2 separate regions of the Homo sapiens genome follow, and region 1 is linked to region 2. Evidence: read pairs that join two places in POLR2A ChIA-PET (ENCODE). Cell type or tissue: B cell. All regions are shown on one strand. Links, peaks and the distances in the headings refer to the core of each region. The heading gives the core; the rest is flanking DNA. Region 1 overlaps SLAMF1 (signaling lymphocytic activation molecule family member 1). Region 2 holds the start of SLAMF6 (SLAM family member 6).

Region 1 (9,189 bases), core at 1,306-3,805, 95 kb after region 2:
CAGAAGTGCATTTGCTGTCTTTTCATGCAATTTTCTAAGGTACTATCAAAACCATCTTTACCTTCACATCCTTTACTCAAGAATTTGCCTCTACCTACACCCCAAATGTCCAGATTCTGGCCTATACAATACCAAGAATTGCCTTCATGTTGAAAAACTACAGTGTCTCTACATCTAACCACGATCCTTTTAGCGTCTCTATCCCTTCCTTCAAGCATATCTGCTTCTCAACTTCACCATGCATCCAGTTTTTCCATCCTTCACTTCTTAGTCCAGTGATCACTCTGTCACAGTTTTCTTTCTTCCATCTCATCTTTCATCTCTTTAACCACACTCTAGCTAGAATTTTGAAGATCCTACCTTCCTTGTCACTTTTGCACTTAGTAAATCCTAAACTTGGATCAGTCCAACATGTCACACAATAGCTTTTCCAAACCTCCTCTCTCCTCAAGCCTGCACTCTTTTCCCTAGAAAAGGAAATAATTGACTAACATGGAACCTAGACTCCTACAATGCCAGAGCTGGAAAGAGTCATACAGTATGTATTTCCAGCTTCTTCATTTTTTTCCTGTGAAGACTCATGACCAGAAAATTATCCAGTGTTGCCCATTATTTCAAACACTGACGTTTAGTGACTTTAGGAGAACTCTTGTTCTTGACTCCTGTTCCCTACCTTCCTCTGCTCTGGATGGAAAACTGTGAATGTCCAACAGGCAAGGTAGACTGGCCAGGAATACTCTAGGAAACATGACAGGTTCATCTCAAACAAAATATAGAACTTACACCTGGTTTCTGGACTTGGGCATAGATCGTAAGGCTTTTTTTTTCCACTGTTGTCTGGTAATGGTTCGTTTTACCTGGTGAAAAGAAACCATAATGGTTATCTCCCTCTGGTCCCCAGCAGGAGCTCCTTACTCAGACCTGGTCTTTACTGTCCTTTGCATACCCACTTTCCCCAAGGGCACAATGGAAACAAAGCCCTGAGTCCCAGCCCCCCTGCACATTTGTCATATTGTCTTAGGTTAGTTACTTGATCACTCTAGGCCTATCTGTGAAATGGGATTTGAAATACCTGCCTCACGGGGCTGTTGTGATAATTAAATGAGATACCACTTGTAAAGTGTTTAGAACACTGCCTGGTGCATAACAAATGCCCAATACGCATTAGGTGTTTTTCTCATTGGTGTACCATTCAATTACTTTAATCTCTGTTGCTCAATGTGCATATCTGGTCTCCTAATAGGATTCTAAGTTCTTTGAGGGCAGGGCTAGTTGTTTATACCTCTTTTGTATTTTCCAGCTGGTAGTATGTTGCTTCACTCACAGCTTTCTCACCTCCCTATTTCTGGGGGAATTGATGTGTGGGAGGTAAGGGCGGGGGGACGTGTAAGAGGGATGTTCCACCTGGGACTATTTAGAAAATAAAGCAACAATGTCATTCTGTTGCCCACCATCTGGAAATTTTGCTCAGGGCCTAGGGTCTCTGGAAATTAATAAGTTGCAGAATATTTTAATTTTTAGCCAATTTTAAAAAGCTTTCTTTTTAAATTATAGGAGTAATTTATTCTCATCATAAAATAAAAATTGTGAAGAAATATATAAAGTATAAAGTAAAAAGTATAAATCCCCTTCTTCCATTAACCAACCCAATTTCATTCCCAAAAGAAACCGTATTTTTCAATACCTGTGAAAAGAAGTGGGAAAAAAAAGAAGAAACCATTTTTAAAAGTTTGATGTATATCCCTGTAGATCAGCTCTGTGCAACAGAACTTTCTGAGATGATGGAAATGTTCCATATCTGCAGTGTCTAATACAGCTTACAGACACGGGGCTATGGAGCACCTGAACTGTGACTAATGTCACTGAATTTTAAATTTTATTTAATTCAAATTAATTTAAATTTAAAAAGCCACATGTGGCTAGTGACTACCATATTAGACAATGCAGTTTTGGATATTTGCTATACTTATATAGACTTTTTTCCACACAAGAGGTGTCATTCTGCACACACTTCTCTGTAACTTGATCTTTTCACTTAAAATGTATTGAGGACATTTTTCATGTTAGCACAGTAGACCTATCTCATTCTTTCTAAAGTTGCACAGTATCCTTTGTATACATCATGCAGCAGTAAGGATGGTGGGAAAGTGGCAGACTGAAGGATGGAGGTTTATTATGGGATTATTGCAAAGTCCAGGCAGAGGCAATGGAGGCTGGACCCAGAAAATCACAGCCTTTAAGGTAGACTTATTTTAACACCAGTTAATTTATTCTCTTAAAAAACTGGGCTGGGTGCAGTGGCTCACGCCTATAATCACAGCACTATGGGAGGCTGAGGTGGGCAGATCACGAGGTCAGGAGTTTGAGACCAGCCTGGCCAACATGGGGAAACCCTGTCTCTACTAAAAATACAAAAATTAGCCAGGCATGGTGGCACGCGCTTATAATTTCAGCTACTCAGGAGGCTGAGACAGAAGAACTGCTTGAGCCCAGGAGACAGAGGTTGCAGTGAGCCGAGATCATGCCATTGCACTCCAGCCTGAGTGACAGAGCAAGAATCTATCTCAAAAAAAAAAAAAAAAAAAAAAAGGCACATCTCTGAGGAAATAGCATTTTTAGGAGAGGCACATTTTTCTTTGGAAGGGAAAGGCCCAGTGTGTATGTGGTGAGCATGGTGGAATGTGCTGCGTGAGGGTGTGAGTCTTGGGGAGGAAATGTGGGGCAGACACTGATGAAGTTCCAGGAATTCAAGGAAAGTCAACATGGGATTTTTTGTGTGTGGGTATGAGCACGGTGTGCCTAGTGGTTTCAACTTCGCTTTTTTGGTCAGAGTTGATCCTGACTGAGGAGTGTGCGTGAGTGCGTGTGTGTGTGTGTGTGTGTGTGTGTGTGTGTAAAATGGAGGGGAGGACTCAAGAAGCAGTTGGAGGTAGCAGAGGAGGTTCAAGTTAGTCCCCACGAGTGTTTGCAAAGTAAGACATGCCTGCCCAGCACTCTCCTAGGTGCTGTAGTGGCTACAAATAGAGTAGAGAACAGACTACAGTCCTCAAAGACTTTCAGTCTTGCAGGTCAGCTCAGAGTCAAATGTAGAACTGGAAGGACAGTCCTAAATGGTCAGACAGATGGAAGAGGTGAGGTTGATTGTTGCTGCTTAAAAGGACCATTGGACCAAGATAATTTAGTCTCAGGTTATTTTCCCCAGTGCAAGAACAGGTTTTTAGGAGTAAGCTTAACTCGGCTCCAAGTCAGCAAGGTCTTAGGCTCTAAGGAAAAAGTCTTGGCCTTAAAATTAGGACATCTACATTGTAGCCATCATTAGCTGTGTGGCATTGGACAAATCACGTCATCTCAATGGGTCTTTTCTCTTACCATAACTGTAAAATGAGGGCATAGAGTATCTAATATCCTTTTCAGCTTTTACCTGAAGCATAAAGTCTTATGTTACCATGACTTAAAATATTTTCAATCTGTTCTAGGTATTGTTTCCAGATGCTTCCAGTGCAGCTTCTCCTGGCCATAGCACTTACACATTGCCATTTTAATTCATCTACACTAAGAGATCTGTCTATCTGTCTATGTATCTATCTGTCTATGTATCTATCTATCTATCACCCATCGATGGGAACCACTGTGTTCAGTGTTTTCTGTGTATTGATACCAATCTCCACCACAATACCATGAAGTACATAGTATTACCCCTGTTTTGCAGACGAGAAGTTAAGTCATTTGATCACACAGCTTGTCAGTAGCAAAATCTGCATCTGAATGTAAGTTTGTCTAATGCCTATACCCACATTCTTTATCAGTGTATTCTCCTGGACATGAAATTGCCAAAGAGTCATGAAATTGAAAAGCCTTCAGCGTCAGGCTGCATTCTGATGATTATAGCATTAGAAGCTGCCAATATAATTTCTTTAGCAAGGTTTTATGAAAGGTGCAGCAACTAAATATAAATTTTACCGCAAGTTTGAGGCAGTTTTGTGTGTTGCTAACTTACAAGGGACAAATGGTGAATGGGGTTGAGGTGAGGATGGGTATGTGTGTTGGGGAAGGTAGTGGGGAATTGTGGGATGGGGAGCACTATTCCCTTAGAGCACAACCATGTGATAAGCCAAGTGTGGTTGAGGAAAGAGTATGGCGTAGGATCCCAGCAATTTTACTAGGTAGGTTAATGTGGATAAGTTAAGTTCAGTTTTCTCATCCTGGGTCATCTCACTATTTCCTTATAGTATGAGCTAAATGTGATTGCCCTACCCCGAGCCCCATAGGCTGTCAACCTAATTTCTATCTGAATCACCCATCCCTCCTACCTGGCTAACTCTTAGATGGAGGAAATGAGACACAAGTAGGTCGCTGTGCTATGATCTAGATTTTTTTATATATGCAAAACCAACATCAGAGTGCTGAGGTAAGGGCTTTTCTAAGAAGGTTGTGTGTAGATGACACTGATCTACTTGAGAATGAAATCAGTCATCAGCTCAGTGTTATGAGGATCAAGTTCTATCCTTACCATGGGAAGGCAGCCGGGGCATCTCTCCTGGTCTTGGGTCAGGACATTTTGACTCCAGTATTGGTTGGTAGTAGTCAAGGTGGCTGAGGGGAGCACAATGCCCTGAGATATTGTATCATAGGGAAATTTGGAAGAGAGGACAGGGGATGGTACCTCTAGGCACTTCAACTGCAGGGGAATAATTGTGCCTTATTGGTTTCATTCTAACCCTGGTGACTTTTTGGATGAGATCCAATAATTTTCTGAATTCTGTTCCCAGTGAATACTCTTAAACCTCTTGTTCACTTCTTCAGCATCCTGTGTTTACCCTGATGGCAGTGCTAGTCACACTAAACTGAAATTATCTGAATAATGTCTCTCACATTAGAAACCTGTGGCTCTTCTATTTCTTTCCACAGCCTAGTAGAGGGGATCAAGACATGTTGAATTAGACTGAATTAAGCAAGGTCCCAGGATATGTTTATCTACTATTTTTGCAAAGGTGGCCCCATGCAGAAAGCCAGAGTTGTGAGAGCAAGTCCGAGCCTGTGGAGAGAGGTCCCCTGCTTACCACAGAGAGTGTGATAAGAATCTATTTATTGCCAGACACCTACCTCTTCTTCTCAACTGTAGTATTACCACCATGATGAGAATCATGATGACACCCCCTAACAGCCCAGCATACACTGCCCATGGTTTTGTTTCTGGAAAAAAAAAGAAGTCAAAGAGCAATCTCAAAAGTATTCTGAGCTTAAAAACATCTTACATGAAAGTGGGATAATGGAGCCTCATGTTCTATTTCTGCATTCTCTCCCAAGGGAGACGTTTGTTTTCATGGTTTTAGAGGTCAGCTTTAGACCACTGAAAATTTTTGTATCTGTTTTCTTATTCTAATTTCTCTCACTATACTTTCACATTCTTAATTTCATGAAGATTTTTCTATCCAAATGCTTTATTTTTAACTCAACTACCACATGTCTAACATTAAATTATCTTCATCTCTCCTAAGTCAATCTCTCTGCCCAGTTTCTCCATCTTAAGATTGCTAATGTGTCCTGTATCCATTTTGGGTAAAGAGAATATAATGGTTCCATGTGCCGTCCCTGTGAATTCACGCTATTCTCATGAGACACTGGGAGGAAGAAAGATCTACTTATCTTTTTTAAAAATAAACATAATAGTGCTATTGTTGTCCTTTCATGCAAATAACTGGGTTGAACCCAGCAGACCTGAACTGAAAGGAAAGTATTTAGTCTTTCCTCTAAATCATCTTCATGTTTAAAATTAGCCCGAGAACTAATCATCAAGGCTCAAAATCAGAGAGAAAACTTTTATTGTTTTCTCTCCTTTACCCACTTTATCAAATCCTTTTGAACTAGGAGCAACACTTTGACAAACAGTGAATGAGAATTATCACCCCCAGTAAACAAGACATGTAGCTCAATAAGATTATAATGAACAATTATTGAGCACTTGCAATGGGCCACATATTTTTAGTGCATCATGTGTACTAACATATTTAATCCTCACAATAATCTTACAAGGTAGGTACACTCATTATTCTCATTTTATGGAGAAGGAAAACAGCCTGGAGAACCTCAAGAACTAGAGCTTGGTTTAGTAGTAGAAATGTGGCTGAATACTAAAGACAGACTTCTTGGAGAGTTAGAGAGACTTATGGGCTTGGAAAAAGTTATACCGGGGTAATGAACAGTGGGGACCGAGCTGAAGCCCTAGGGTTCTAAGTAGAATATTCGCACTAAGGTTCTAAATAGAGTAACACCAGATGTTAACATTAATGTGTAAGGGAAACTTATAAGGATGATTGTGGAATAAGCCTGCTTGTTGTTGAACCTGTGAGGAATTTGTGGGGCAGAAATTGAAAGAAAAATAGTCGGGTTCCAAAGGAAAGAATCATGGTGGACACAATCAGATGTTTACAGAGTTGACCAAAGATACAGACAGTCTCAATGAATTCATAAAATGCAGCCTACAAGATCCAAAGGGGCCTCCAGCCTGATAGCTGGCAAGAAGTTGCCTTCTGGATTTGAAAAGATTCTTTTTCTCCTTAGGCCTTTCACACATCAAGTTAGCCCAAGGAATCTCACTGAACTGACTTTGCAAACACCTTGGTTATAGGTTCTATCCCCTAAATTAAATGTTTTAATTTTGCCAGATACCAACTTCAACAGTCTTATGCTCTGATTAAAAAAAAAAGTTAGGAGGCAGGCAGAGAGTTCTGAATTTGTATAAAGCATGACATTTTGAATCATTGCTGATGCTGGAGGAAGGAGCAGCTCCACTCTGAGTGACTTATGGTCACTGAGAACCCTCTGTGCAGGAGTGTGTGTGTGTGTGTGTGTGTGTGTGTGTATGTGTGTATGTGTGTGTTTGAGACAGATTGATTCATTCAAGGTTTATGATATCGACACTAGGAACCACTGGAGAAATCACTCTAATACTAGGATAAGAAGCAAAGCCAGTAGCCTGAACTTTGTGTTTCGTCAGCCTATGGAACTGATCCAGCAAACCATTATAGTAGCACTTACTATTTTGACTAGTTCCTCTTTCTTCTTCTATCATAGATACTTTGGGAACTTCCAATACAACAACTGATTTGAGAAGAAACACCCCCACCATTTATATCATTTTAAAAGATAATATTTCTTTCCAATTTCACTTGAGATTAAAAAAATAAAACCAACAGACAAAGTAGTACCTCTGAACTGGAAAATAAAAGACAAAACTGCACCAGTAATGCCTGGTGAGTCAGCCTCCTCTCCCTCGCGCCCGACGCCGGTTGCTCTGCTGCCCACCAACTCACAGAAACTAACGATGACTGGGTGCAGCACCAAGGCTTCAGGACATGACAACGCCGGCCCTCTCTATCTTTTCTAGGGTCTCTAGAGGATGAAAGCAATCTGCTACCTTTGTCCTATGACAAGCTTCTGCCAGTCCATCTAGATCTGAGAGACAAGTTGGCCATGGTCCTGAAAGATATTTCATAAACTCTAATTTTTTTCCTCATCTTTGGATACAAATATGAATCATAGACCTTTTTAACCTTAAGGGAACTATAGTATAGTGCTTATTTCACCCAACCCACTAATTTTATTTTGAGGACACTGAGACACAGACAGGAGTATCCAGAGTCATAGAAAAAGTCAGTGGCAGAGCTGGATAAGATGGGAACTGCAGATTTTGTGGTTTGTGCTTTAGCCTCTGGAGATGCGGTCCCCATAAAGAAGGCAGTAGTGATGTCAAAGCCCTTTTGACTCAAACCTTTTGAGTCAAAAGCCCTCTGAGCAGCCAACCCATCCTTCATCATCCTCCATCCAACACATGCTCATTCCTGGCCCCAGGCTCCACTCCATACTCTCCTTCCTGCTGCACCCTAAGCTGTCCACCATGCCTGCCTAGCCTTGATGCCCAGGCCAATCTTCCTTTCTTTGTGTCACCTTTCCTGACCATCCCAGCTCTTGTTCTTCCCTGTCCCTTGGACTCCTGCAGCACCTGTGGTTTATGTCATGTATCTTAGAACCTGAGTTTTGGCAACATCATCTTTACCATGCAGACCATTTTCAGTGATGGTATTTGGAGCCAGATAGATAAGTTCAAATTCTGGGTCTACCACTTGATAGCTCTGTGACTACAGATAAGCTACTCATACCCTCTGTGGCTTCAACTTCCTCATCTGTAAAATGAGCATAACAATAAGTTCACAGTGTTGTTCTGAGAAACCCATATAGTAATGTATGGAAAGTGCCTAGAGCAATATCTGGAATCCATCATGTGGTCAGTAAGTGTCAATTACTTCTGCTAGCCTCAATTCTCCAAATAGTTGCTAGGTTCTAGGAGGCCAGAGACCATCTCTTACACTACTTTAACAGCTCTCTTAGTACTCAGTACATAATAGAGTCTCAGTAAATTCTTGTTGATTGATTGGAAAGACAAGAAAATGAGTTTGATCTTAAGTCCAAAGGAGTCTCTTCACCAGTGTCCAGAGATGCTTCAGTCCCATCTGTTCTTTACTTATGGCTTAGTTTCCCTACCTGTATAGTAGGCCCAAGTATTTTTATACTTGGTGCTCATCCATTTGTTGCTATTCTTTAATTATATTTACATGGAAATCAAATGTCAGAGACCCCATGCTCTTAGAAATTTGGATAAGTATGAAAAAAGTGCTACTATTACAGTTTGTTCAGGTCAAGCTGCACATGATTTCTGTAATTTCTGGGAGTAATTTCCTCATGGTTCTCTAAGTCTTTGCTCCTATAACTCTGCTTGCTCTACTCTGTGCTTCCTTGGGTGCAAGGTTTAGTCACTTCATCAGTGATATGGTTTGGCCACGCCCCCACCCAAATCTCACCTTGAATTGTAATAATCCCCATGTGTCAAGGGTGGGGCCAGGTGGAGATAATTGAATCATGGGGTGGTTTCCCCCATGTTGTTCTCATGGGAGTGAATAAGTCTCACAAGATCTGATGGTTTTATAAATGGGAGCTCCCCTGCACAAACTCTCTTGCCTGCTGCCACGTAAGACATGATTTTGCTCCTCATTCGCCTTCAACCATGATTGTGAGGCCTCTCCAGCCATGTGGAACTATGAGCCAATTAAACCTCTTTCCTTTATAAATCACCCAGTCTCAGGTATGTCTTTATTGGCAGGATGAGAGCGGACTAATACAATCAGTTTCCAC
Region 2 (13,648 bases), core at 4,992-7,491:
CTAAATTTTCTAAAAGGAGTCAGGATAGTGCCCAACCCACTTCAAAGAATGTAGGCTGGCATGAGTCATTGTTTTTCATGGTTGTTTCAAAGATTAATTTCATTTGCCCCACATTTTTGCAACAGTGGTCTTCTTTCCCTTCCTAAATCACTCCAGGCTCTTTCCTGCATCACGGCTTTTCACACATGATTCCCTCTGCCCTAAAATCTTCTTCATTTGACTTTTCCTGTTTAACTTTTCACACCCTTTAAATATCAGATGAGATGTTACTTTTCCAGGAAGTCCTTTCTTCATCACTCCGTCCAAAGCAGGTCCCCGTGTTTTTCTCTATGAAGGTGCCCTGCTTATTTTTTTTGCTGGCCTCACATTTTCTAATTATGTACACATTTGTGTGAATGTATGACTGTGTGTAAGCTAAGTAGCATAGTGAAGTGGCTATGAGCACAGACTCCGGAGCCAAGCTTCCTGATTTCCAATTCTAGCAGCCACTTCTCTCCTCCTGGGTCTCAGAACACCTGCATCTGCCTCCTGTAAACTCATTCAAATGTGTTTCTCTTTCTATACCCATTTCCCCCATAAATGTGGGGCAGTGAGCAAGTTACTTTAGTGTTCTGTGCCTTCTTTCCCCATCTGTGAAGTGGAGATTGGAGCACTGTATATTTCATAGGGTCATTATAAGAAGTATTCATGGAAATAGGGAGAAGAAGAGGAGTTTTAACACAAGGACATTCAGAATATTTTATTCTAGAGGTGGAAATAATTTTGCAGGGTGGTAAAAATGAAGCAAAAACTCAAGATTCTGCTCCTAGATCAGGAAGTGGCTCTTGAATGAAGGAAAGAATTCTCTCTCTTTCTGCATTTTATATATATTTCCCAAAGTTCTGTTCTCATTCCAGTTTTCTCCTCAGCTTAACATATCTCTATGCCATTGATTTTTAAGTCTCTAGCCTCAGCTCTACCCCTAGTCCTAAGTTCCCAGGATCCTCCACGTAACTTCCTCATGTATAGCACACTGACATCCTAAAATCAGTAGGTCCAAAATTGAACTCACCTTCCTCCTGTGGCTGCTCTCCACCTTCCAATTTTGTCACTTTCTTTGGCTATCCTGTCTGAAATTTCACTGCCGTCTTTACCATATTTCATCTCTCCCTTTCCTTCTTGATTTATTTCTTCCTACCCAATACACTATTTTACTTGTTTATCTTTTTTTACAGTTTGTCTCCTGCTAAAATGTTAACTCCATGAGGGCAGGAATTTTTGCTTGCTTTGTTCATGATGTATTCATGCAAACTAGAAGAGTGCCAAGCATTCAGTAGGTGCTCAATGAATATTTATTCCTTTCTCATTCCAATTACCAATTACTCTACTTAACTCCATATTGATGGGATCTCTTGCTTCAGTCTCTTCTTTCTCTTATGCTGCTGCCACACTTGTTGAACTGTTATTTTTTCTCATAACTATTACAAGAGCTTGTCGCATGCTGGCTAATGAAATTTGGGCAAATTATTTAAATTAAGTTCACCTCAGTTCTTCATTTTAAAATGGAGATATTAATAGTATAAATTCATAGAATTCTCATGAGACTCATAACGTGTGTACAGCACCTGGCACAATACTTGAAATACAATAAGTGCTCAGTGAATGCTTCCTACTTTTATCTGCTACCCTGGGCTAGCTCTGGACTAGATTTCCATTGGTCTCCTGGACTATCTCTGCCTGAATGCTACACTTTGTCTCCCGTGGACCACTTGTAGTTCCCCAAATGTGATATGAATCTTCATCTTCTCCATATAATGGACAGCAGGAAACAAGAAGCCAGCTGGATCAGTTCATTCTTTTCTCACTGCCATATATAATGCATTGCTGGACTAGCTAGCCCTAATTTGCACTAAAGGAGGGGAGAGATGGAAACCTTTTTTTTTGCAATGAGCAAAAGGTGAGAGGGTTATTTTTGGTGTGTTTGGTTGGGCCCAGAAAATTTGGCTCAACTGAATAATAGGTTTTTAATAATTTAGATGAGGATAGTGAGGTTCAGGAAGGATAAGTAACCTCCCTGAGGTTCACAGTACGATAGTAGATACATTGGTATGAGGGCCCATTTTCTTGGTCTTGGTACTCTTTATAACACAAGATGCTGGTCATAAACCACAAACAGTCTTGTCTTCAAAAGCTTATTTCCTCTGCCCCAGCAAATAACTTTCTTACATGCAGACACAATTGAAATTGTTCACCGACAACCATCTCAGGCTTATCGCATCCAAAGTTGAGAGGAGGTAGTAGTATATCAGGTAACACTGCCAGCGTCCCCTTTCCCGCCCCAATCCCTTGGCAGAGAGCCAGACAACTGTATACAGACGATTTAGGTTGAGCAAGCTGCACAAAACCAGGGAGTCACTCAGTGACTACACCGATCTGGATTGACATTTACCTGGGCCAAAGCAGAAGACAAACAGGAGCGATTGGAACAGCCACAACATGCTTTCCGCGGTGAAGACTGGTGCTTGAGACCTTGAGGCAGTCAATGTTTTTGCCCTTCTGTCATAAACTGAAAATACTTCTGAGACTTCCCCTTCCTCTTAGAGGCGTGGTGACAACTTCTTCCCCTGCACTAAAAATCCTAATTTGTAACTGTGTTAATTTTTTGTTTACTTTTTTCTGAGCTAAGTGCACAAATTTTTTTTTTTTTTGGAAAAGAAGATAAAGTCCTTTATTGCATCTTTCATAAACTTATATGTAAAAGTCTGTAAGGAATTTCCTAAAATCTACTAGAACAAATAAATGAGTTCAGCAAGGTGAAAAGATACAAAATCAAAATATAAAATTCAATTGCAATTGTATATACTAGCTATGAGTAATCCAAAAATAAAATTCAAAAAACAATTCCACTCTAATTACATTAGAAAAAAATATTTAAGTATAAAGCTAAGAAAAAGCCAAAAGAAAACTGATTTTTTAAAATTATACTTTAAGTTCTAGGGTACATGTGCACAATGTGCAGGTTTGTTACATATGTATACATATGCCATGTTGGTGTGCTGCACCTATTAACTTGTCATCTACATTAGATATTTCTCCTAATGCTATCCCTCCCCTTGCCCCCCACCCCGTGACATACCCCAGTGTATGATGTTCCCCTACCTGTGTCCATGTGTTCTCATTGTTCAGTTCCCACCTATGAGTGAGAACATGCGTTGTTTGGCTTTCTGTTCTTGTGTTAGTTTGCTGAGAATGATGGTTTCCAGCTTCATCCATGTCCCTGCAAAGGACATGAACTCATCCTTTTTTATGGCTGCATGGTATTCCATGGTATATATATGCCACATTTTCTTTATCCAGTGTATCATTGATGGGCATTTGGGTTGGTTCCAAGTCTTTGCTATTGTGAACAGTGCTGCAATAAACATAAGTGTGCATGTGTCTTTATAGCAGCATGATTTATAATCCTTTGGGTATATAACCAGTAATGGGATTGCTGGGTCAAATGGTATTTCTAGTTCTAGATCCTTGAGGAATCGCCACACTGTATTCCACAATGGTTGAACTAGTTTACACTCCCACCAACAGTGTGAAAACATTCCCATTTCTCTACATCCTCTCCAGCATCTGTTGTTTCCTGATTTTTTAATGATTGCCATTCTAACTGGCATGAGATGGTATCTCATTGTAGTTTTGATTTGCATTTCTCTAATGACCAGTGATGATGAGCTTTTTTCATATGTTTCTTGGCCGCATAAATGTCTTCTTTTGAGAAGTGTCTTCATATCCTTTGCCCACTTTTTGTTGGGGTTTTTTTTTTTTTCTTGTAAATTTGTTTGAGTTCTTTGTAGATTCTGGATATTAGCCTTTTGTCAAATGGATAGACTGCAAAAATTTTCTCCCATTCTGTAGGTTCCCTGTTCACTCTGATGATAGTTTCTTTTGCTGTGCAGAAGCTCTTTAGTTTAATTAGGTCCCATTTGTCAATTTTGGCTTTTGTTGCCATTGATTTTGATGTTTTAGTATTGAAGTCTTTGCCCATGCCTTTGTCCTGAATGGTATTGCCTAGGTTTTCTTCTGGGGTTTTTGTGGTTTTAGGTCTAACATTTAAGTCTTTAATCCATCTTGAGTTAATTTTTGTGTAAGGTATAAGGAAGGGAACCAGTTTCAGTTTTCTGCATAATTGCTAGCCAGTTTTCCCAACACCATTTATTAAATAGGGAATCCTTTCCCCATTGCTTGTTTTTGTTAGGTTTGTCAAAGATCAGATGGTTGTAGATGTGTGATGTTATTTCTGAGGCCTCTGTTCTGCTCCATTGGTCTATATATCTGTTTTGGTACCAGTACCATGCTGTTTTGGTTACTGCAGCCTTGTAGTATAGTTTGAAGTCAGTTAGCGTGCTGCCTCCAGCTTTGTTCTTTTGGCTTACAATTGTCTTGGCTATATGGGCTCGTTTTTGGTTCTGTATGAAATTTAAAGTAGTTTTTTCTAATTCTGTGAAGAAAGTCAATAGTAGTTTGATGGAAATAGCATTGAACCTATAAATTACTTTGGGCAATATGGCCATTTTCATGATATTGATTCTTCCTATCTATGAGCATGGAATGGTTTTCCATTTGTTTGTGTACTTTCTTATTTCCTTGAGCAGTGGTTTGTAGTTCTCCTTGAAGAGGTCCTTCACATCCCTTGTAAGTTGTATTCCTAGGTATTATATTCTCTTTGTAGCAATTGTGAATGGCAGTTCACTCACGACTTGGCTCTCTGTTTGTCTATTTTTGGTGTATAGGAATGCTTGTGATTTTTGCACATTGATTTTGTATCCTGAGACTGCTGAAGCTGCTTATCAGCTTAAGGAGATTTTGGGCTAAGACAATGGAGTTTTCTAAATATACAATCATGTCATCTGCAAACAGAGACTATTTGATTTCCTCTCTTCTTATCTGAATACCCTTTACTTCTTTCTCTTGCCTGATTGCCCTGGTCAGAACTTTCAATATTATGTTGAATAGGAGTGGTGAGAGAGGGCATCCTTGTGCTAGTTTTCAAAGGGAATGCTTCCAGATTTTGCCCATTCAGTATGATAATGGCTGTGGGTTTGTCATAAATAGCTCTCATTATTTTGAGATACGTTCCATCAGTACCTAGTTTATTAAGAGTTTTTAACATGAAGGGATGTTGAATTTTATCAAAGGCCTTTTCTACATCTATTGAGATAATCATGTGGTTTTTGTCATTGGTTCTGTTTATGTGATGAATTACATTTATTGATTTGCATATGTTGAACCAACCTTGCATACCAGGGATGAAGCCAACTTGATTGTGGTGGATAAGCTTTTTTTTTTTTTTTTTTTGAGGTGGAGTCTTGCTCTGTCGCCCAGGCCAGAGTGCAGTGGAACAATCTTGGCTCACTGCAAGTTCCGCCTCCTGGGTTCATGCCATTCTCCTGCCTCAGCCTCCTGAGTAGCTGGGACTGCAGGTGCCCACTACCACGCCCAGCTAATTTTTCTGTATTTTTAGTACAGACAGAGTTTCACTGTGTTAGCCAGGATGGTCTCGATCTCCTGACCTCATGATCCACCCACCTCAGCCTCCCAAAGTGCTGGGATTACAGGCACGAGCCACCATGCCCGGCTGGTGGATAAGCTTTTTGATATGCTGCTGGATTCAGTTTGCCTGTATTTTATTGAGGATTTTTACATCAATGTTCATCAGGGATATTGGCCTAAAATTTTCTTTTTTTGTTGTGTCTCTGCCAGGTTTTGGTATCAGGATGATGCTGGCCTCATAAAATGAGTTAGGGAGGAGTCCCTCTTTTTTTATTGTTTGGAATAGTTTCAGAAGGAATGGCACCAGCTCCTCTTTGTATCTCTGGTAGAATTCGGCTGTGAATCCATCTAGTCCTGGGCTTTTTTTGGTTGGTAGGTTATTAATTACTGCCTCAAATTCAGAACTTTTTATTGGTCTATTTAGGGATTTGATTTCCTTCTGGTTTAATCTTGGGAGGGTGTATGTGTCCAGGAATTTATCCATTTCTTCTAGATTTTCTAGTATTTGTGTAGAGGTGTTTGTAGTATTCTCTGACGGTAGATTGTATTTCTGTGGGATCAGTGGCAATGTCCCCTTTATCATTTTTTATTGTGTCTATTTGATTCTTCTCTTTTCTTCATTAGTCTGACTAGCTATCTATTTTGTTGATCTTTGCAAAAAACAGCTCTTGGATTCATTGATTTTTGAAGGGTATTTAGTGTCTCTATCTCCTTCAGTTCTGCTCTGATTTTAATTATTTCTTGTCTTCTGTTAGCTTTTGAATTTGTTTGCTCTTGCTTCTCTAGTTCTTTTAAGTGTGATGTCAGATGTGAATTTTAGATTTCTCTTGCTTTCCCTTGTGAGCATTTAGTGCTATGTTTCCCACTACATACTGCTTTGGCTGTGTCCCAGAGATTCTGGTACATTGTGTCTTTGTTCTCATTGGCCTTAAAGAACTTATTTATATCTGCCTTAATTTTTTTATTTACCCAGTAGTCATTCAGGGCAGATTGTTCAGTTTCCATGTAGTTTTGTGGTTTTGAGTGAGTTTCTTAATCCTGAGTTCTAATTTGATTGTACTGCGGTCTGAGAGACAGTTTGTTATGATTTCCATTCTTTTGCATTTGCTGAGGAGTGTTTTACTTCTAATTATGTGGTCAGTTTTAGAATAAATGTGATGTGGTGCTGAGAAGAATGTGTCTTCTGTCAATTTGGGGTGGAGAGTTCTGTAGATGTCTATTAGGTCCTCTTGTTCCAGAGCTGAGTTCAAGTCCTGGATATCCTTGTTAATTTTCTGTCTCATTGATCTGTCTAATATTGACAGTGGGGTGTTAAAGTCTCCCATTATTATTGTGTGGGAGTCTAAGTCTCTTTGTAGGTCTCTAAGAACTTGCTTTATAAATCTGGGTCCTTTGTATTGGGCACATATCTATTTAGGATAGTTAGCTCTTTTTGTTGCATTGATCCCTTTACCATTATGTGATGCTTTTCTTTGTCCTTTTTTATCTTTGTTGTTTTAAAGTCTGTTTTATCAGAGACTAGGATTGCAATCCCTGCTTTTTTTTTCTTTTCATTTGCTTGGTAAATATTGCTCCAGCCCTTTATTCTGAGCCTATGTGTGTCTTTGCCCATGAGATGGGTCTCCTGGATACAGCACACTGATGGGTCTTGACTCTTTATCCAATTTGCTAGCCTGTGTCTTCTGATTGGGGCATTTAGCTCATTTACATTTAAGGTTAATATTGTTATGTGTGAATTTGATCCTGTCATTATGATGCTAGCTGGTTATTTTGCCCGTTAGTTGATGCAGTTTCTTCATAGTGTCGATGGTCTTTACAATTTGGTATGTTTTTGCAGTGGGTGGTACCGGTTGTTCTTTTCCATGTTTAGTGGTTCCTACAGGAACTCTTGTAAGACAGGCCTGGTGGTGACAAAATCTCTCAGCATTTGCTTATCTGTAAAGAATTTTATTTCTCCTTCACTTATGAAGCTTAGTTTGGCTGGATATGAAATTCTGGGTTGTAAATTCTTTTCTTTAAGAATGTTGAATATTGTCCTCCACTCTCTTCTGCCTTGTAGGGTTTCTGCCAAGAGATCTGCTGTTAGTCTGATGGGCTTCCCTTTGTGGGTAACCCGACCTTTTTCTCTGGCTACTCTTAACATTTTTTCCTTCATTTCAACCATGGTGAATCTGAAGATTATGTATCTTGGGGTTGCTCTTCTCGAAGAATATCTTTGTGGAGTTCTCTGTATTTCCTGAATGTGAATGTTGGCCTATATTGCTAGGTTGGGGAAGTTCTCTTGGATAATATCCTAAAGTGTGTTTTCCAGCTTGGTTTCATTCTCCCCATCACTTTCAGGTACACCAATAAATGAAGGTTTGGTCTTTTCAGATAGTCCCATATTTCTTGGAGGCTCTGTTCATTTCTTTTCATTCTTTCTTCTCTAATCTTGTCTTCATGCTTTATTTCATTAAGCTGATCTTCAGTCACTGATATCCTTTCTTCTGCTTGATGGATTCAGCTATTGATACTTGTGTATGCTTCACGAAGTTCTTGTGCTGTGTTTTTCAGCTCCATTAGGTCATTTTTGCTCTTCTCTAAACTGGTTATTCTAGTTAGCAATTCCTTTAATCTTTTTTCAAGCTTCTTAGCTTCCTTGCATTGGGTTAGAATATACTCCTTTAGCTTGGAGGAGTTTGTTATTACCCACCTGCTGAAGCCTATTTCTGTCAATTCATCACACTCATTCTCCTTCCAGTTTTGTGCCCTTGCTGATGAGGAGCTGTGTTCCTTTGGAGGTGAAGAGGCATTCTGGTTTTTGGAATTTTTAGCCTTTTTGCACTGTTTTTTCCCCACCTTCATGGATTTATCTCCCTTGGTCTTTGATGTTGGTGAGCTTCAGATGGAGTTTCTGTGTTGACATCCTTTTGGTTAATGTTGATGCTATTCCTTTCTGTTTGTTAGTTTTCCTTCGAACAGTCAGGCCCCTCTGCTGCAGGCCTGCTGGAGTTTGCTGGAGGTCCATTCCAGACCCTGTTTGCCTGTATCATTACGGAGGCTGCAGAACAGCAAAGATTGCTACCTGTTCCTTCCTCTGGAAGCTTCATCCCAGAAGGGCACCTGCCAAATGCCAGCTCGAGCTCTCCTGTATAAGGTGTCTGTCGACCCCTGCTGGGAGGTGTCTCCCAGTCAGGAGGCATGGGGGTCAGGAACCCACTTGAGGAGGCAGTCTGTCCCTTAGCAGTGCTAGAGCGCTGTGCTGGGAGAACCGCTGCTCCCTTCAGAGCCAGCAGGCAGGAATGCTTAAGTCTGATGAAGCTAAGCCCACATCCGCCCCTTCCCCCAGGTGCTCTGTCCCAGAGAGATGGGAGTTTGATCTCTAAACCTCTGACTGAGGTTGCTGCCTTTCCTTTAGAGATGCCCTGCCCAAAGAGGAGGAATCTAGAGAGGCAGTCTGGCTACAGCAGCTTTGCTGAACTGCCCTGGGGTCTGCCCAGTTCAAACTTCCTGGCAGCTTTGTTTACACTGTGAGGGGAAAACCGCCTACTCAAACCTCAGTAGTGGTGGATGCCCCTGTCCCCACCAAGCTCGAGCTTTCCAGGTCGGCTTCAGACTGCTGTGCTGGCAGCAAGAATTTCAAGGCAGTGGATCTTAGCTTGCTGGGCTCCATGGGGGTAAGATCCGCTGAGCTACACCATTTGGCTTTCTGGCTTCAGCCCCCCTTTTCAGGGGAATAAATGGTTCTGTCTCACTGGTGTTCCAGGTGCCACTGGGGTATGGGAAACAAAACAAAACAAAACCTCCTGCAGCTAGCTTGGTGTCTACCCAAATGGCCACCCAGTTTTGTGCTTGGAACCCAGGGCCCTGGTGGTGTAGGCACCTGAGGGAATCTCCTGGTCTGCAGATTGTGAAGACCATGGGAAAAGCGTAGTATCTGGGCTGAAGTGCAACATTCTTCATGGGACAGTCCCTCCCAGCTTCCCTTGGCTAGGGGAGAGATCCTCAACCCCTTGCGCTTCCAAGGTGAGCTGGGTACCTCAACTGGAAATGCAGAAATCACCCCACTTCTGAGTTGATCTCACTGGTTGCTGCAGACTGTAGCTGTTCCTATCTTGTCATCTTGCCCAGTAGTCAAGTGCACAAATCTTAATTGTGCAATGTGAATTGGAAATTTCACTTTCCATCTATATACTTTTTCCATTTGGAGGTGATTATTTTATTGTGGTAAAATAACCTAAATTATATATCGTGGCTATGTAATCTAAAATTTATCATTTTAACCATTTTAAGTGTACAATTTAGTGGCATTAATGCACAATGTTGTGCAGTCATCAACACTATTTCCAAAGCCTTTTCATTACCCCAAACGGAAACAGTGACCATTAAGCAATGGCTCCCCGTTCCCTTTTCCTTCAGTCCCTAGTAACCTATAATCTACTTATTGTTTCTATTAATTTGCAGGTACCTTATATAAGTGGAATCATACAACATTTGTCTTTTTGTGTCTGGCTTATTTCACTTAGCATAATGTATTCAAGGTTTATCCATGTTGTAGCATGTATCAGAATTGTATCCTTTTTTACAACTAAATAATATTCCATTATATGTATGTACCACATTTGCTTATCTATTCATCTATTGGTGGATACTTGGGTTGTTTCTATCTTTTCTCTATTGTGAATAATGCTGCTATGAACATTGGTGTACAGGTATCTGTTTGAATTCCTGCTCTCCATTTCTTTGGATTCACCTAGGAGTGAAATTGTTGGATCATATGGTAATTCTATGTTTACCTGTTGAGGAACTGCCAAACTGTTTTTCATGATGGCTTCATCATTTTACATTCTCACCTGCGATTGGAAAAAGGGTTCTAATTTTTCCATATCTTTGCCAATATTTTTTATTTTTCATTTTTTGATAATGATTATCCTAATGAATGTGAAGTGGTATCTCATTATGGTTTTGACTTATATTTCCTTAATTACTAATAATGTTGAGTATCTTTTCATGTGCTTATTGGCCTTATTGGCAATTTGTATATCTTCTTTGGAATAATATCTATTTAAGTCCTTTGCCCAAATTTAACTTGGATTTTTTTTTGGGGGGGGGGTTGTAGAGTTCTTTATGTATTCTAGATATTAATTCCTCATCAGATATTTGATTCTCTCTCTCTCTCTCTCTCTCTCTCTCTCTCTTTCTCTCTCTCTCTGCCCCACCCCCCACCTTACCGAGGCTGGACTGTACTGCCGTGATCTCACCTCACTGCAACCTCCCTACCTCGGGCTCCCTTGATTCTCCGGCCTCAGCCTGCCGAATGCCTGGGATTCCAGGCATGTGCTGCCACACCTGACTGGTTTTTGTATTTTTGGTGGAGACGGGGTTTTGCCGTGTTGACTGGGCTGGTCTCCAGCTCCTGACCTCGAGTGATCTGCCCGCCTCGGCCTCCCGAGGTGCTGGGATTGCAGACGGAGTCGCGCTCATTCAATGCTCAATGTTGCCCAGGCTGGAGTGCAGTGGCATGATCTCAGCTGGCTACAACCTCCACCTCCCAGCTGCCTGCCTTGGCCTCCCAAAGTGCTAAGATCACAGCCTCTGCCTAGCCGCCACCCCGTCTAGGAAGTGAGGAGCGTCTCTGCCTGGCCGCCCATTGTCTGGGATGTCAGGAGACCCTCTGCCTGGCCACCCCATCTGGGAAGTGAGGATCGCCTCTGCCCAGCCACCACCCCGTCTAGGAAGTGATGAGCGTCTCTGCCTGGCCGCCCATCATCTGGGATGTGAGGAGCACCTATGCCCGGCCGCCCCGTCTGGGAAGTGAGGAGTGCCTCTGCCCAGCCGCCACCCCATCTGGGAGGTGAGGAGCATCTCTGCCCAGCTGCCACCCCGTCTGGGAAGTGAGGAGTGCCTCTGCCCAGCCACCACCCCATCTGGGATGTGAGGGGCGCCTCTGCCCGGCTGCCACCCCATCTGGGAAGTGAGGAGCGCTTCTGCCCGGCCGCCCTGTCTGGGAGGTGAGGAGCGCCTCTGCCCAGCCACCCCATCGGGGAGGGGAGGAGTGCCTCTGTCCAGCCACCCTGTCTGGGAGGTGAGGAGCACCTCTGCCCGGCTGCCCTGTCTGGGAAGTGAGGAGCCCCTCTGCCTGGCCACCCATCATCTGGGAGGTGAGGAGTTCCTCTGCCCGGCCGCCCTTCATCTGGGAGGTGAGGTGCGCCTCTGCCCAGCCACCCCACCTAGGAAGTGAGCGCCTCTGCCCAGCCACCCCGTCTGGGAGGTGAGGAGCGTCTCTGCCCAGCCACCCCTTCTGGGAGGTGAGGAGTGTCTCTGCCCGGCCGACCTGTCTGGGAAGTGAGGAGAACCTCTGCCCAGCTGCCTATTGTCTGGGAAGTGAGGAGCACCTCTGCCTGGCCACCCCGTCTGGGATGTGAGGAGCACCTCTGCCCGGCCGCCCCATCTGGGATATGAGGAGTGCCTCTGCCCAGCCGCCACCCCGTCTGGGAAGTGAGGAGCACCTCTGCCTGGCCACTGTGCAATCTTCCAAGTGTGAAGTGACAGCCTTTCTGCAGGTGTACCCAACAGCTCTGAAGAGACAGCAACCATTGAGATCGGGCCATGACAATGGCGGTTTTGTCGAAAAGAAAAGGGGGAAATGTGGGTAAAAGAAAGAGAGATCAGGTTGTTACTGTGTCTGTGTAGAAAGAAGTAGACATAGGAGACTCCATTTTGTTCTGTACTAAGAAAAATTCGTCTGCCTTGGGATGCTGTTAATCTATAACCTTACCCACAACCCCGTGCTCTCTGAAACATGTGCTGTGTCAACTCAGGGTTAAATGGATTAAGGGCGGTGCAAGATGTGCTTTGTTAAACAGATGCTTGAAGGCAGCATGCTCGTTAAGAGTCATCACCACTCCCTAATCTCAGGTACCCAGGGACACAAACACTGTGGAAGGCTGCAGGGACCTCTGCCTAGGAAAACCAGAGACCTTTGTTCACGTGTTTATCTGCTGACCTTCTCTCCACTATTATGCTATGACCCTGCCACATCCCCCTCTCCAAGAAACACCCAAGAATGATCAATAAATACTAAAAAAAAAAAAAAAGATATTTGATTTGTTAATATTCTCTCCAATTCTGTGTGTTGTCTTTTCACTCTCTTCACAGTGTCTTTTGATACAGTATAATTTTTTATTTTGGTGAAGTCTAATTTTTTTTTTTTTTTGAGATGGAGTTTTGCTCTTGTTGCCCAGGCTGGAGTGCAATGGTGTGATCTTGGCTTATGGCAACCTCTGCCTCCCGGGTTCAAGTGATTCTCCTGCCTCAGCCTCCCAAGTAGCTGAGATTACAGGCATGCGCCACCATGCCCAGCTAATTTTGTATTTTTAGTAGAGACGAGGTTTCTCCATGTTGGTCAGGTTGGTACTGAACTCTTGACCTCAGGTGATCCACCTGTCTTGGCCTCCCAAAGTGCTGGCATTACAGGTGTGAGCTATATATATTACAGATATAGAAAGAAATATCTAGATTTCTTTTGGTGCCTGTGCCTTTATTGTCATATTTAAGAAATCGTTGCCAAATGCAATGTCATTAAGATTTTCTATATGTTTTCTTCTAAGATTTTTATAGTTTTGGCTCTTACAGATAAGTCTTTGTTATGTTTTCAGTTAATTTTTATATATAGTATGTGGTAGGGGTCCAACTTCATTCTTTTGCACGTAGATGTCCAGTTGTCCCAGAACGAATTGTTGAAATGACTGGCCTTTCCCTCATTGAGTGCTTTTAGAGCCCTTGCCAAAGATCGTTTGACTACATATTAAAGGGTTTACTTCTGGGCTCTTGACTCTATTTCATTGGTCTGTATTTGATTACTGTACCTTTGTAGTAAGTTTTGAAATCAGGAAGTATGAGGCCTCTAACTTTCTTCTTTTTTGAGACTATTTTGGCTACTTGGTGTCCGTTTAGATTCAATATGAATTTTAGTATGAGTTTTCCTATTTGTGCAAAAAAATCTTTGGGATGTGATAGGGATTGCATTGAATCTGTAGATTGTATTGCCATCTTAATAATATTAAATCCATGAACACAGGATGTCTTTCCGTTTATGTATGTCTTCTATAATTTCTTTCAGCAATGCCTTAGAGCTTTCAGTGTA

Evidence for each region. ChIA-PET counts read pairs that join two places held together with the same protein. Peaks named below come from ENCODE experiments on the same cell type or tissue, not always from the same donor. Only the 100,000 strongest peaks of a DNase experiment are listed, where the experiment ranks them.
Region 1: POLR2A ChIA-PET joins it to region 2 with 5 read pairs; 2 of 35 experiments call an interaction of 5 or more read pairs at or near these places.

Annotation. Positions count from the first base shown.
Region 1 is chr1:160,618,993-160,628,181 of GRCh38, forward strand. SLAMF1 (signaling lymphocytic activation molecule family member 1) reads right to left here. Exons shown (of 7, transcript NM_003037.5): 4 at 5,104-5,193; 5 at 784-857. Among named protein-coding and RNA genes, the nearest start is that of SLAMF1, 23 kb to the right of the region's middle. RefSeq lists enhancers at 5,753-5,882, 8,308-8,357. In B cell, for the core only: no CTCF peak of the experiment used is centred there; a DNase peak (open chromatin) is centred at 2,789; H3K4me3 peaks cover 729 bases; H3K27ac peaks cover 1,679 bases.
Region 2 is chr1:160,520,716-160,534,363 of GRCh38, forward strand. SLAMF6 (SLAM family member 6) reads right to left here and starts at 2,540. Exons shown (of 8, transcript NM_001184714.2): 1 at 2,429-2,540. The coding sequence starts at 2,477. RefSeq lists an enhancer at 2,325-2,374. In B cell, for the core only: no CTCF peak of the experiment used is centred there; no DNase peak of the experiment used is centred there.